2 separate regions of the Homo sapiens genome follow, and region 2 is linked to region 1. The links are chromatin loops, found by intact Hi-C in ENCODE. Cell type or tissue: PC-9. All regions are shown on one strand. Links, peaks and the distances in the headings refer to the core of each region. The heading gives the core; the rest is flanking DNA.

What was found. Peaks named below come from ENCODE experiments on the same cell type or tissue, not always from the same donor. Only the 100,000 strongest peaks of a DNase experiment are listed, where the experiment ranks them.
Region 2: a loop joins it to region 1, with 4 times the contacts of the local background. A loop is called at or near these places in 2 of 110 quality-filtered maps.

Annotation. Positions count from the first base shown.
Region 1 is chr9:87,320,021-87,328,359 of GRCh38, reverse strand. No RefSeq gene overlaps it. Among named protein-coding and RNA genes, the nearest start is that of DAPK1, 170 kb to the left of the region's middle. In PC-9, for the core only: CTCF peaks have their summits at 3,343 and 3,547; no DNase peak of the experiment used is centred there.
Region 2 is chr9:86,738,139-86,746,477 of GRCh38, reverse strand. No RefSeq gene overlaps it. Among named protein-coding and RNA genes, the nearest start is that of LINC02834, 34 kb to the right of the region's middle. In PC-9, for the core only: CTCF peaks have their summits at 4,962 and 5,163; DNase peaks (open chromatin) are centred at 4,977 and 7,967; H3K27ac peaks cover 3,252 bases.

The DNA.
Region 1 (8,339 bases), core at 115-8,114:
CACACGGGGCAAACATTTGACCCTGGGACATAGGAGCCAGTGGATAAATTCTTCCGCTTTGCACCCCTGGACTAACTGTCCTGTAGTGCCATTTGCATGGCTTCTTGAAGGGTGATCTCACTAGATCCAGCCACGGGAGCACTCTCTGCAGGTGGCCCCTGCCTCATTTCCCTTCCCTCTGTATTCCTGAGTCTCACTCTCATCACTACTGAGAGACCACCTATCTCTGGGGTGAGTCCAGCAGAGTCTGCCAGGGTTCTCTTCCTGCCATTGTGAATGTCCCCACATCCAAGTGGAGTAGAAGGAATGTGGTGGACTTGTGGGGAAACTGCTTATGATCAGTTGAGCTTTTGTGGCGGAAGTTACTCACACTGTAAATTCTACACCCAGGAATTTATGGAAATCTGGTCTTTAACTTTGAGTTTGGACAGACAAGTTTGGTGCTAGTGGAGATCCTAGTTTAGGGGTTGGTTTGGAGCAGTGTGAATCTACTAGGGATTTAGCTGAATATTCAGAATCAGGAGGTTAAAACAGATGTGAATCTGATGCCTATTGCTGGCTTGGATTAGTAGGCACCAGCCTCAGGGCACATGACTCAGCCAGCCCTGATTCTGCCTCCTCTAAAGCTAACATAATTTTCTGATAGAGTGTGTTGCATTATGGTCTATAATATTATTCATGCTACGAATACTTATTGAGAACCTACTGTATGCCAGATACTATTCTAAGTGCTTTAAAAACATTAATTTAATCCTCATGACGGCTCTGAAGTAATAAGTGTTATCTCATATGAGGAAATTGAGGCACAGAGGTTTAATAACTTACCTCAGGTCCCACAGTGGTCAAACTCTATTTGAACCCAGAAAGCCTACCCCTAGCCCCACACTATTAACCATTGGACTACACTGAGTCTTTTATTAGGTCTTCTTCTTCTTCTTCTTCTTCTCCTTCTTCCTCTTCTCCTCCTCCTCCTCCTCCTTCTTCTTCTTCTTGTTCTTCTTGTTCTTGTTCTTCTTCTTCTTTCTTCTTCTTTCTTCTTCTTCCTTCTTCTTCTTTCTTCTTTTCTTTCTTCTTCTTTCTTCTTCTTTTCTTCTTCTCTTCTTCTTCTTCTTCTTCTTTTCTTCTCCTTCTCCTCCTTCTTTCTTCTTCTTTCTCCTCCTCCTCCTCCTCCCCTTCTTCTTCCTTCTTCTTTGAGTCTTTTGTTAGTCCTTCTTCCTCCTCCTCCCCCTCCTTCTTCCCCTCCTCATCCTTCTTCTTCCTCTTGTTGAGACAGGATCTTGCTCCATCACCCAGACTGGAGTGCAGTGGTGCAGTCATGGCTCACTGCAGCCTATGTCTCCCAGGCTCAAGCGATTCTCCTTTCCAGCCTCCCAGGTAGCTGGGACTATAGGCATGCACTACCATACCTGGTTAATTTTTTCTATTCTTTGTAGAGGCAGGTTGTCACTATGTTGTCCAGGCTGGTCTCTGTCTCCTGGGCTCAAATGATCCTCCTACCTCGACTTCCCAAAGTGCTGGGATTACAGGTGCCAGCTACCATACCCAGCCAGTCCTTTCTTCCTTCCTCCCTTCTTTTATATTTTAATGTCCAAATTGAGGTATAACTAACATGGTAAAAAAAAAATACCCTTTTTAGGCACATCGTTCTGTGAATTTTGGAAAACACATATGCTCATGTAACCACCCCCAAAATCAAGTCATAGACATTCTCATCATCCCAAGGGGTCATTGTGCCTTTTCCTCTACCTAGTATCTGGCAACCAATGATCCATTCTCCTTCCCTGGAGGTTTGCTTTTTGGAGACTGTCACATGAATGGAATCCTATAGGACGTAGCGTTTTGAGTGGCCTTCTTTCACTTAGCATGAGATTCATTCATGTTGTTGCACATGTTAGCAATGTGTTTGTTTATGGCCGAGGAGCATTCCATTGCATGAATGTATAATAGTTTGTTTCTGCATTTACCAGTGGATGGATAGTTGTATTATTTCAAGTTTTTGATGATTATTAATAAAGCCACTGTAAATATTTATCTGCAGGTATCTGTGTGGACATATGTGTTTTCATGATCTTGGGTGAATACCTAGGAGTGAGATTGCTGGGTCATAAGTGAATGTTTAACTTTATAAGAGAAAGCTTTCCCAAAAACCCTGTGCCATTTTGCATTTCCATCAGCAATGCACAGGTTTTCCAGTTGCTATTATTATTTTTTTTTTTTGAGACAGAATTTTGCTCTGTCACCCAGGCTGGAGTGCAGTAGCACAATCTCGGCTCACTGCAACCTCTGCCTCCTGGGTTCAAGTGATTCTCCTGCCTCAGCCTTCTAAGTAGCTAGGATTATGGGCACCCACACCACGACTGGCTAAGTTTTGTATTTTTAGTAGTGATGGGGTTTCACCATGTTGGCCAGGCTGATCTCGAACTCCTGACCTCAAGTGATCCACCCGTCTTAGCCTCCCAAAGTGCTGGGATGACAGGCGTGAGCTACCATGCCCGGCCTTAAGTTACCCATTCTAATAGAGGTGTGGTGGTCTTTTTATGCATTTCGCTAATGACTAATGAGGTAGAGCATGCTTTCATGGGTTTATTTGCTATCTCTTTATCTTCTTTGGAATGTTTTCTTGTAAATAATATTTCATTTTCACTAACCATATGCTTATGAATACATATAACTTATTCCAACTCTACAAGTGAATGTTCATATACCATTCAAGTTTTTTATTTCCAATCATTATTGAAGATGAATAATAGTGTAGTTGTTAGGCACAGGAAGAAGGTTCAAGTTGCAGCTCAGCAACTTCCTAGCTGTGTACTCTAGACAAGTTGTTTGAAGCTCTGTGACTCTTTCCTCATCTGTAAAGTGAGGATGATAAGAGCATCTACTAGAAAGAGTTTTTGTGAGGACAAAGTGAAATGCCTCATGTGAGGTTTGTAAACAGTGCCTGACACATATGTAGTAAATGTTGCATAAGTGTTAGCTATCATCGTGATCTTTATTTTCATCTTCATCAACATCATCATCATTATCATCATCATCATCATCCGTGATTGAATTCAACAAAATGTATATGTATATTTTTACATATATAAATGTATATGTTCAACTAACATACATTTAGACAATTCACTCCTTTTAATCTAGTTACTGTAAAGAGACGTCACTTAACATAGGGGCCTCCAATTTCATGTTGCTGATTTCAAGGGCCCAGACGAACCTTTAAAACATTCTTTGGATTAAACAAGCATATAAGCTACTTGCTCCTCACAAACATCTTTAGGTGAATACACATCATTTTAATTAGGTAGAAATATGTCTTTGAGTTTTGTTGGGGACAGCTCAGTATTAAATTTCTGATAGGAAATTATGATGTTGTACGATTGTAATAGGATTTGAATTTGTGGACTAAATCTTTGCGCAAATAGATTTATACACAAACAATTTAATTTAATTCCATTAAATAATTAACTAATGATGTTGGTGACTATGGTGAACAGGACCTCTAAATGGGAGGATGTGGATATGTAATTACTCATTTTGTCCACTGAGAGGAGCCATTTCCATAGCAAAGATGGAACAAAGGTGAAAGGGAGATTGTGCTCACGACCCAATATTAACCTTAGTGTATAAAGTTACTTGTGCAGATGCCTGAAATCACTACGGTCCTACAATACTCAAATAAACCATGTTTTAAAAGTCAATACAATTAGCTGCAGTGATTTAAAACAAAAATCTGTTGAGTTTGGGTGGCAGTACATCTTCCCAGGGAGAGGTAAAGGGTAAAGATCATTTTTTTTCCTCTGTATCTCCTTCAGAAATACCCAGCACCAAATAAAAGTTAGTTGCAGGTAGCAATAGCAATAGAAATGTTTGCTGAGGGTTTGCTGTGTACTAAGTGTGTTGTAAACATTGGCTTATTTAATCCTCACACTGATTCTATAATGTTGGGAATAGTTGCCATCATTCCCATTTCACAGATTGGAAATGGAGGCACAGAGTGGTAAGTCAACCACCTGAGGTCACGGAGCTGGTAAGAAACAGGCAGTCTGGCTCTAAAACCCACGCTTCACTATGCTGTCTTTCAACTGTAAAGTCTGCAAGCCTTGGCTGAATGAGTGAATGAATGAATGATGGAGAAAGTGAGAGGATGAGACAGTGCAGACAGCTCGTCCAGGCCATGAAATCAGAAGTGTTTTCCCTTGAGACTCAGAGAGAAAAGTCAAAGTGGAAAAGTGGGCCCTCTGAACAGTTGCATGAACACAGCACAAATGTCAAAAGAGAACAGATAAGGAGGAACTTGTTTTGAATATATCTTAATATTGGAAATGATGTCAACAGTCCTTGGGGATAATGATCTTGGGGATAGTAAGAGAAGGTTTTGGCCTAGATGAAGTGAATATGGGGATGAGAAATGCAGTTTCCAGCTGGGCACTGTGGCTCACGCCTGTAATCCCAGTACTTTGGGAGGCTGAGGTGGGCGGATCACAGGGTCAAGGGATTGAGACCATCCTGGCCAACATGGCGAAACCCCATCTCTACTAAAAATACAAAAATTAGCTGGGTGTGGTGGCACACACCTGTAGTCCCAGCTACTCAGGAGGCTGAGACAGGAGAATCGCTTGAACCCGGGAGGCAGAGGTTGGGGTGAGCCGAGATCGCGCCATTGCACTCCAGCCTGGCGACGAGTGAGACTCGTCTCAAAAAAAAAAAAAAAAAAAAAGAAATGCAGTTTTCGTGAAAAATATGCTGTGTGGTACAAAACTGAACTGTGTTATGGTTTTATCTTTCCATATTTTATTAACATTTCAAAACTTGCCTCATCTTTCTTGACTGTCTTTAAAAGGTTTTTTGTTCCCCTTCTGCATTCCCCTCCCTCCTTTTTTAAAAAATTTTTTGCAGCTGTTTTCAAGCACTCTGGCTTTGTCATATTTTCTTGGCTTTGGTGACACGTGAACCCCAATTTGCCTGGTGATAAAAAAGGTCTCACAAAGAAATCCAAAAAGTTAAAAAAAAAGAAAGCTAGGACAATTTTTCCCACCTTAAAATGATTCTGCCACATTATATTCAACACAGAAAATATCAAAGATGAAAAAGTAAAGTGAATTATTTATAACTCAAAAGAGAGAGAAAATTTCTCTTTTTAGAGACTCTTCTGAGAAAGAATATCTAACATTCGGGGTGAGAGGTGCTTGTGGCCCTTGGAGAATCTTATGACCCATAGCTATGTTCACATTCAGATTTTTTTATTGGCTTAAAAAAAAGTATTTAGAAAAACTAACTTATGGAGACTGCTTGCTTTGCCAAGAGAAATGAGAGAACCCTATTTTATTACCCTTGTGAGTCATCTATTTTCTTGGTTCTGCAAAAAAAATTGTTATGAAACTCATCAAATATTACTTAGGAATAAAACCAGTGTTTGTGATTCATCTATAAAACAAATTAATTCACACAATTCAGTATAATCTTGACATCACGGTGCTGCAAAACAAGGCGTTGTCATTGAAAATCTGCCTGTTTTCAGGTATCAGTTGTTTATGCAGAAGCCTTTCTGGACCCTCTCTTGAGCTTTGTTTCAGCTCAGAATAAGAAACTCAGGCCGGGCACAGTGGCTCATACCTGTAATCCCAGTGTTTTGGGAGGCTGAGGTGGGCAGATCACTTGAGGTCAGGAGTTCAAGACCAGCCTGTCCAACATGGTGAAACCCTGTCTTTACTAAAAATACTAAAATTAGCCAGGCGTGATGGCACGCACCTGTGGTTCCAGGTACTCAGGAGGCTGAGGCAGGAGAATTGCTTGAACCCAGGAGGTGGAGGTTGCAGTGAGCTGAAGTCACACCACTGCACTCCAGCCTGGGTGACAGAGCAAGACTCTGTATCCAAAAAAAGAAAAAGAAAAAGAAAAAGAAAAAGTAAAAGACAGTCAGTCTGTCAGTCATTGGGTTGTGGTCAACTGCCTGAACTGCGTGGCCACCGAGCTGAAGGCTGGAAGGAAAGTGGCCTGTCTTGTGACTTATCTTTGATTTAGCAAGGTAGGGGCACCAGTGGCCAATGGGAACCCAGGAGAGTGGGGGCCAGAGCTCAGGAAGATCCCAGAGAAGAGGAGGCAGGTATCAGTTGCAGAGCGCCAAGAATCGTAACCAGAGAACCACATCCGTCAGCAAGTTCCAAAGGCATTGGGTGGGCCTGAGGAGGGTGAGAAAAGTCATCCAGAGCAGGCTCTGTGATCTGTGGAGCCACAGACACAAAACGGGCCACTGCTTGTAGGTTGTGTCCTTGCCACATGTTCTATGACTAGGTCAGGCGGGTTTAAGTATATGGTTGGCTGGAAACCACTAAGGCAAGAAAAAAAAAGAGGACATATCTATGTTATTAAAAAAAAAAGCATTTGACTACTTTAAAAAGAAAGTCTGCCTGGAAAATGGCATTGTCAGAAAAACTGAAGACACTCTCTTAAGAGATTAACCCTTGGTCTATGGAGTAGGAGGAAGGGGCTGGGCAGAGAAGAGGTTTTGGGTTGCAAAGTTTCCTCCATGTTTGCCTGCTCACCTGAGCTCTCATGGTCCCTAGAGATTTTCCCTTCACTTTCTTTCTCTGCCATCTCCACCCTTACTATGTTGAGAGGCAGCGGGTGGTGACTCAGAACCAGGGTATCCCAAGGCCCAAGCCTGGGTAGGGTAGCTGGGAGGGAAGGTTGGGGGAACCCATGTGTGTGGTAGGGACTATGCTTCTTTCATACTCTTACACTTTCAGTACATGTTGATTTCAACAGGCTAGGGTGGGCAAGTCTGGGAATCTATACATATATAAGTAATTCATGTATGTTTTGTCTATATAAGATACATATATAGATACATCATATATCTAGACTTATATAGATATACATCATATATCTGTAGCTCAAAGTATTAGTTTGTTTTCATGCTTCTAATAAAGACATACCTGAGACTAGGCAATTTACAAAAGAAAGAGGTTTAATGGACTTATTGTTTCACATGGCTGGGGAGGCCTCATGATCATGGTGGAAGGTGAAAGGCAAGGAGGAGCAAGTCACATCTTACGTGGATGGTGGCAGACAAAGAGAAGGAGCTTGTTTAAGGAAACTCCCGTTTTTAAAACCATCAGATCTCGTGAGACTTATTCACTATCAGAAGAACAACACAGGAAAGACGTGTCCCCATGATTCAATTACCTCCCACCAGGTCTCTCCCACAATACCTGTGAATTTAAGATGAGATTTGGGTGGGGACACAGACAAACCATATCACTTGATATACCATTTTTTGGTAGAAAATGTCCCCAAATATATTTCCTTTGGGAACCCACTACTTGGACATATTGGAGGAAGCCTGATATTGATCCATATTCTTTTCTGAGGACAAAGAGCCTAGCATTTTTTTGCATCTTTTTTTACTTCACCTGTGAAACAAGTTCACATTTTTCACATCTTAATGGAGCTTCCTTTTCCAAGAAAAGTGATTAACATGGATATCTTTAAAATCATAACAACTTGGGTTCCCCTCCTATCACACTGGGAACTTGAGGAAGATGTGTGATGTGTTTACAGCAGGGGTCCCCAGCCCCCAGTCCATGGACTGTTAGGAACTGGGCCAGGCAGTGGGAGGCACATGGTGGGCAAGCAAGTGAAGCTTCATCTGTATGTACAGTCACTCCCCATCACTCATATTACCACTTGAGCTTTACCTCCTGTCAGATCAGCAGTGGCATTAGATTCTTATGGGATCATGAACCCTATTGTGAACTGCACACGTGAGGGATCTAGGTTGCATGCTCCTTATAAGAATCTAATGCCTGATGATCTGTCACTGTCTCCCATCACCCCCAGATGGGACCATCTAGTTGCAGGAAAACAAGCTCAGGGCTCCCACTGGTTCTACATTATGGTGAGTTGTATAATTATTTCATTATATATTACAATATATAATAATAGACATAAAGTGCACAATACATGCAATGTGCTTGAATCATCCCCAAACCATCCCTCCACCCTTGTCCATGGAAAAATTGTCTTCCACAAAACCAGTTCCTGGTGCCAAAAAGGTTGGGGACCTCCAAGTTACAGGATACAACTGTTTTTATTATCATAGCAGACACTTACTACTGTTTTTCATCCTGCTTTATATATTTTTATTAATTTAATCCTCACGACAGTGCTATAGGGTGGATACTCCCCACTTTATAGATGAAGACACTGAGCTACTAAACGCCAGGCTGGCTCTGGGGTCAACTCTCTTAACCACTCTACCAGCCTGTCTCTCAAAATGAAAAGCAATTCATTTGTTTTATTCCCCTTTGTTTTTATACTAGAAAAATGAAATGCAATAT
Region 2 (8,339 bases), core at 269-8,268, 580 kb after region 1:
CATATTTCCAGAACCCCAATATTATTACCATTAATCTCTTGGGTAAGATTTTTCCAGATCTTTCTCAATGAATACTAATTTATATATGTTTTATTTCATTTTTCTTCACTTTTCATTCTCTTTTCTCTCCCCTCGCTCACTCTGTTCCTGGAGTCTGGTCATACTGAAGGGGCCTTGATGGGCATCTCAAAACAGGAAAGGAAATCAAATCATTTAGCCCACCAAGCCGGAGAGCTGCAAGGAGGAAGAGGTCATTCAGGTGGTGTGGAAGCTCCAGATGGTTTCAACCATGCCCCCACCCACAGGGATGGAATGATGAGGACAGCCACTTCTCCCACCTCCTGGTCCCTGCATGCCTGGGAGGAGATGAATAGCAGATGACCAGCATCAAAGAAGAAAAATTGGGACTTACAGAAAGAGCCAGGACCAACCCTTACTGGGTATGGTTTATGAGCACTTCCCAGCTTACATGCTTATTCCACATAATCTTCATAATTACAGGCATCACTACAATTGCTATTCCCATTTCACTGGTGAAAAAACTGAGGCTTAAAGAGGTTGAATATTCAGAGGCCAAGGGAAGGGGAAAGCAAGATGAGAGTCAAAGGGTTCAGGGCTCACTTCTCCTAGGGGAAGGGCTCCAGCAATTCTAGAAGACTCCACTTCCAAGGAGGAGCTATGGTCCAGTTCCAAAGACTCAGAGAACAACTCTCTAGTCCCACACCCTTGGATAATTAAATTCTTTAAAGCTTGGTTCCCTCACTGATAACTCAAACTAATAAAGCACCATTTAGTTGTGAGACCTAAATGAGATCGTACATGTGAAGGGTTGTGCACACTTCCTGGCCAAGGCCAAGCACCCAAGATGTGGGCACTGCCATCATTGTTATTATTCCAGTGCTGCCAATTATTTTTCTAAAACATTGTAATATATACAGAGCATTGCATTGGACAGATTCACTTAATTTATTTATTTAATCCCCTGTTATGGGACATGTAGCTTGTTCACAAATTCTTTACCATAACTTCTCTTAATTATCGTAGGGAGAGCAAGCAGGGGATATTGGAAATACAAAAGTAGGAAAGGAACGTGGCTTATTGCATCCTATGAAGTTGGGGGCTCTTTCCTAGGGAGGCCCCTCCGCTTTGATGACTGAAGGGAGTTCACCAACCTCCACCCGATCTCACATAAATGCAAGAGGAATCTACCCCGCACGCTGAAGCAGGCCTGCCCGCAGCATTTGCAGGCTTAGAAAACAGTCCCAATGGAGGTCACACATAAATACTTAGAATATAGAAACCAAGCTCACAAACTGCCTGATACGTAATCTTCTATCCTCCTGCCTTCATCATGACCTAGAAGGCCAACTTCCAACATGGAATTTGCAGAATTCTTGGAGTTCCATGTTGAAACTGGCACCTAGGGTTGCACACATTGGACTGCCCTTTAGAGGACAGACATGGGGAAAGATCCTATGCAGGCCGTGGAAGCGGGCTTGAGGTCCTTGCACAGGGAATTCTGGAGTCTAGAAAGGGGGCACTCTAGAAAGGATTTCTGGAAGGGTCATACCTCCTGCTAGACTGCACTCTGGGAGGGCACATCCTCTTTGCCCCTTGATCCTATGGGGAGCAGCAAGGCCAGAGAAGGGTCAGAGTAAGGCCCTATAAAGCAACAGGTCCAGGATAGAGGTGGCTTTCGTTCAGGTCTAAGTAGAGGCAGAACTTCCTAGGTGAAGCCCTCTTTTCTAGCTGTTAAACGTATAGACCACTACAGGGAATTGACCTCAAGTAGGTACTTCCTTTCATTCATTCATCTTCCAACAAGTATTGTATTGATCAACTACATGCTAGGTAGGGATACAGCAGTGAAAAGACAAAGTTCTTGCTTTCATGACACTTAGATTCTTACTCCACATAATGATAATTACACAGATAAATAATACTGCTACTTCAGAAGATGATGAGCACTGTGAGGCCATGGCCATGGAAGCAGGGCAATCAGAGACAGCGGGGATCCCCAGCCTGATTTACTTTGAGTATGGCCTCTTTGAGATCTCTTTGAGAAGGTGACTTTTGACTCAAGACATAAATGTCAAGAAGGATCCAGCCATGTAAAGTCCTGAGGGCACAGGGAATAGCAGGTGCAAAGTCCCTGAGGCAGGACAAAGCTTATAGTGTTAGAGAAGCCAAAAGAAAGCCAATGGGCTCGAGTCCAGTGACCAAAAGGAAACGGGCAAGAGATGAGGAAAGAGAGGCAACCGACACTAGGTCAAGGTATATAACTATATTTTATGGCAGATTATTGTTCAAAGTGTCATGAAAAGCCACTAGATATCCAGTGACCTGATTTATGTTATTGAATAATACCCCATGCTGCTATGTAAAGAACAAGGAAAGAAAATAGTGGATGAAAGCAGGCACACAACACAAGAGGCCTAGTCCAGGTGAGATTTAGTAATGTCTGGATGAGTCAGTAGCTGCAAAGGTGGGAAGACATGGAAAATTCAGGATATATGTTTTGGAGCTAGAGCTGAGAGAACTTCGTGATGGATTAGATGTGGAAGGTAAGGTAAGGAGGGGAATCAGAGATGAAGCCTAGATTCAGATCTGCTTAACTGAGTTGTGAGTGGTGTCATTAACAGAGACATGGCACAGGAGGAGTCTTCTGAGAAAGACAGAAGGAGGAGGTGTGGGTAAATCCGTGGCTCCTTATGGGCATGCTAAGTTTTTAATGTCTATGAGAGTAGAGATGTCAGGGAAGCAACTGAATAAATGGGTCCTCTTGGCTCCAGGTCAGGGATAGAGATATGAAGATGGGAATCATCTGCATAGGGATGGTGTTTAAAGTCATGGACCAGGGGAATCACCTGGGATGCCAAGAGAAGGAGTTCCAGGATATAACTCTGGGGGTGCCCTAAAGTTCAGATATGGAGAAGGGAGGGAGAAGTCAGCAGGAACTCAAGGATTCTCCCATGAAGTAGAAAAGAAACCGGGAGAGGACAAAGACATAGAAACCAAGAGAACTGACTGAGAAGTCCTCATCTGCAAGTGTCTCTGTCCTCCTAGAGGGATGGTTGCCTCTGCCCTATGCCAAAAGAGGCAGAGGAAATGGTGCCAACACCTTATTACCACTGGGAAAATAATCTCAGGATGGTCACATTTCAGGGTGAAGAATAGGCCAATCCTAGGCCACGCCATTTCAGGGTGAAGAATAAGCCAATCCTTGGCCAAAGCACCATTTTGCTCCCTTCTGAGAAGTAGAAACTGGCTCATACAAAAAAAAATGCTGACGGTGAAGGGACTTGACAATCAAGGGTCATGGGCGCACCATTCAGAATGGGCCAGGCTCTGCTGCAGGGACAGATGAGCCCTAGAATTTCAGTAGCATAGCACAATAAAGCCTTATTTCTTGGTTGCTTCAAAGTCTAAAGGGATTCAGACGCTGTCCTCCATCCTGTAGGCTTTTGGAACATGTGCTTTTTGAGATTGCTAAGGTAGGAAAAGAAAGGGATGGAGGAAACAAATGCCCTCTTAGCCAGAAAGATATATACAGTGCCCCCGCTTTAATTCACTAGGACAAGTCACATGACCTGATCTAATTGCAAGGGAGGCTGGAAAATGGAGAGGGGCATAGGGAATATCCAGGAAGCAGGAATCATCTCTGCCACAATCAGCCACATACAAAATTAAAGCGAGTAAATCGATCTTTGCCCTCTTTCTATCTGGAAACCTGTGCCACTCTTTCTTTTCACCCTTTCTCTGCAAATGCAAGCTCCTAGACTGCCTCATTCCCTCAGAACTTGACTGTCCATCACTTGAGAATCAGTAGCACCAGAAGAAGACACTGCTTCCTCGGGAATCCGTTATTATCTATTAAAATGCAAAGCAAGTCTGTGTAATGACAGCACTTCTGGCCCAGTAGCAGGAAGAGTGAGGTGCCAACATAAATTATACATTTATCCAATTTGTGTTATAATGATGCTTCCTTTCATTGGATGCTCATTGTGTATTGCCACTTACTATATTTTATTGTTATTACTATTTTTTTTTTGAAAGTAGCAATAGTCAAGTCAAATCCCAAGTCTGAGACTTAGTGACCTTGAGCAAGTTACTTAACCTCTCAATCCTTCTATTTGCTCAACCATTTAAAATAAAGATAGTAATGCCACCTCCCTCACAGGCTTGTAGAAGATAAGAAATGACAGATGCAAGGTTCAAGTCATAAGACAGGTGCTCAAAACACAACGGCAAAAGCAGCACTGTTATAATAAAGAGCTGTTCGAACAGAAAGACTAACAATTATGGTTTTAAGGAACCAGGGTGGCAAACCCAGTTTGCCCACTGGACACTCTTTCCTGAGAGAAAGACAGAAGCTGACAGAAGAGAAAAAGGAAGTCAAGTAATTCCATAGGAGCCCTTTGAAAGGTTTGAGGCCCTGTTCCAGGTCTGGAGTGCAGCTGTGTGCACAGCCTGCAGAAACCACAAAGCAACCAGAAGCCCACACCAAATGGCCCTTCCATGGAGGGACTATAGGTTGCATCTCGATACTGTTTTCCCTCTAGCGAGCTTCAATTCCCCTCTGAATCCGTGCTTGGCAACCAAACAATGTTTTCATCCAAGGGAAGAGGTGGGTGGCATGCTAAGAATATTGACACAGCAGTGGCTTAATTAAATCTTTAGTTGGAAAAACACAGCTAATAGGTGGAGCTTTCCCTTGTGTCCCTCTCTGAGCAGCCAGCTTGCCGGGAGTCTGAGCTCTTGCCATCCATCCCCTAGTACCAGGGCTGGAGTTAATACCATCACTCTTACCATGACGTCACTTTGAAAGGTGCTGAAGTGTTGTTTGAAAACACAACCCAGATCTTGAAATCAGACACCTTCAGTGGAGAAACTCCCAGGGTAGAAATTCTGGGTGTGACCTTAGGCCAAGCAGAGACTTGGATGAAGTGACTCATGGTGTAGTGAGATATGAGTCGCAATAGGAGCTGGAACAGAGGTGGCAGAGGAACCCCGGGAGACAGAGGACTCACATTCTTGCCTCTCCAAGTCACCTACAGGCTGGCACCTGATCTTTCCTGTTAGACTGCATTTCTAGGTCACTTCAAGTTGAGAAATTCTGGGATCCCATACCAAGGGACAGGGAGGAAAACCAGCAGGAGAGGCCATCAGACCTTTATTTGATACAAGCCTCCAAAGTTTCCATTTCTTCCTCCTTCAATACCAGGACCAAGCATATTTCCCAATTCCTGTCGTGTTTCATGATATTTAATGTTTTTTAAGCATTTACAATGTGCCAGACCTGCACTGTCTAATACGGCAGTTGTTAGCCACACTTGGCTGTGCAGTCCTTAAAATGTGACTGGCTGAATTGAGATGTAAGAATAAAACACACACCAGATTCTGAAGATTTTATTTAAAAAAATGTAAAATATCTTATTAATAATTTTTTACATTGATGACACATTAGAATGATAATATTTTGTTGTTAAATATATATATACTATTATGTTTATATATAGCAAGACAATATACAGAAAGTTAAGGAAAATATTATTTAATTTAATTTCACCATTTCTTGGCATTTTAAAATTGTGGCTATTAGGAATTTAGGATTGCGCGTGTGGCTCACATGATGTTTCCATTGGACAGCCCTGTGGTGTTAGACTGTGCCGAGTACTTTTCATATATCACCTCATCTAACCTTCAAACAGCATCCTTGAGGTCATCTGCGTTTTACAGATGGGACCCTGCCCAAGGCCCCATGCTCCTCACCTCCCTGACTCCCCTCTTTACCTCCCGCCCCTTACTCACTTGCTCTACACCAGAGGCTCAGCTTCCTCTGTGTTCCCAGAAGTTCCAGGCACAGGTCGGCCTTGGGGCCTTTTATTCTTTTCTTTTTTTTATTATACTTTAGGTTTTAGGGTACATGTGCACAACGTGCAGGATAATTACATATGTATACATGCGCCATGTTGGTGTGCTGCACCCAGTAACTCGTCATTTAACATTAGGTATATCTCCAAATGCTATCCCTCCCCCATCCCCCCACCCCACAACAGGCCCCAGTGTGATGTTCCCCTTCCTGTGTCCATGTGTTCTCACGTTTCAATTCCCACCTATGAGTGAGAAAATGAGGTGTCTGGTTTTTTGTCCTTGCGATAGTTTGCTGAGAATGATGGTTTCCAGCTTCATCCGTGTCCCTTATGGGGCCTTTCTTCAACTGTCCCCTCTATCTGGAATGTTCTCTGTTCAGAGAGCTCCTTGGCAAATCCTTGGTTGATATTATCCAAATAGAGACTACATTTCAGCAGAATTTTAATGAATGATGCCCAGCTGCCTTCAAATTTTACTCTGTGTCTTCCCTCTGAAATGTATCCTGACAGTCCAACCTTTGCAACCCCCAATTTCCTCTCCTGCTCTACTTTGTTTTTTGTTTTTTTAAGAAGACAGAGTCTCATTCTGTCCCCCAGGTTGGAGTGCAGTGGTGTGATCACAGCTTACCGCAGCCTCCAACTCCTGGGTCCAAGGTATCCTCCTGCCTCTGCCTCCGGAGTAGCTGGGAATTTGGGCATGAGCCATGACTCCTAGCTCTGCTGTACTATGTTTTTACTAGCACTGTTTTCTAATATCACACAATTTATTCACTGAATATGCTCCTGAGTCTGCCAGTGCTAAAATGTAAGCTATCTAAGGGCAGAGACCTTGGTCAGTTTTGTGCCTTGCTAAAACCTAATCCCCTAGGACAGCGCCTAGCACTGAGTAGAGCTAATACCAGTTTGTAGGATGAATGACTGTGGTCCCTGATCTTCAGAGGTCATAGCTCAGTAGGGGAAACATCACAAATAAGAGTAGTGCCCACTGAGGGGATGTGTGATGGTGCAGGAGGCTCAGATGCAGGCAGCTAGGGAGATCAGTGATGCCTAGGGAAATAACACTGCATTTACTTAGCTAGAAGTTGCTGAGCCCTTCCTCCAGACCAGGACTGGACCAGCCATCGAGGACATGGCGGCAAAGCCATTACCCAAATGGGAATCAAGTTTGGCAGAATTTTAACTAAGAATCCCTAGTTCTTAACATCTATATTTTATCCCATCACCTGTGGAGTCCAGAGCACTTTAAATCTGACCTTGAAAATTAAGCAGGATGAGACGCTTGGGAAGAACATTCCTGAAATGATTTACCCATTTAAAGGTTCCCCCATGAAGTAATGCACCATATGTTCAAGGGACAACTAGGACTTCTTTATGGCTAGCATTTTTGATGAATAAAAGAGGGTGGTGGTAACAAATCTGAAAAAGTAGCCCAAGTCAACTGTGTGTGCCATGCTGAGGTGGTGAGACTTCCATCAGCAATAAGAAGGCATCTGAGATTTTAAAGTAGGAAACACCATCCAATTTATTTTTGAAAGACATAGTGGTGGCCATTTGGAGAATGGACAAGAGCAGGAGCCACTTAGGAGTCTGAAAAGCAGGCTGTATGAAAGAGAAGGGCTCCCACTGAGGGAGTGAGAGGGGAGACACTGAGAGGGATGGATAGGAGCAGAGACTCTAGGAGCGGAAGGGACAGGAACTAGGAGGATACCACAGGGGAGCTATGGAAAGAGGCTCTTGGGTGACTCCGATGGCTTCAGCATGGATGACTGGATGAATGGCAGAGTCACTGTCTGAGATGGAGAACAGGACAGAACACAGAGATCACGTCTAACCGAGGACCTCTTATGTTTGAGGTTTCTCTGCACCCCCTGGCAGAAGTGAAGAAGAGAGCATCTGACAGATCTGACTGTGGAACCTAAGGTGGAAACCACAGGTAGATGAGAACCCCAAAGACAGGCTGGAGAGAAATGGCAGAGGGCAGAGACCTGGGAAATGCCAAGGTTGAGGTGTACGTGGAAGAACCTGAGCCAGTGAGTGACTGGAGGGAGGAGCCAGAGGAAAACACCCAAATGAGAATGATGACATGGAAGTGAAGGGAGGAAAGAAAGTGTAAGAAGAATGAGTTTTCCCATGGGACAGTGTGTTTCTTGGACCAGTGCCCAAAGCCTATTGCATGAGTCAGGGAGGAAACACACAGCACACTCAAACTGGATAGCCTAAGCCAGGCGTGGTGGCTCACACCTGTAATCCCAGCACTTTGGGAGGCCGAGGCGGGCAGATCACAAGGTCAAGAGTTTGAGACCAGCCTGGCCAATATGGTGAAACCCTGTCTCTACTAAAAATACAAAAATTAGCTGGGCATGGTGGCACACGCCTGTAGTCCCAGCTATTTGGGAGGCTGAGGTAGAAGAATTGCTTGAACCCGGGAGGCGGAGGTTGCAGTGAGCAGAGATCATGCCATTGCAC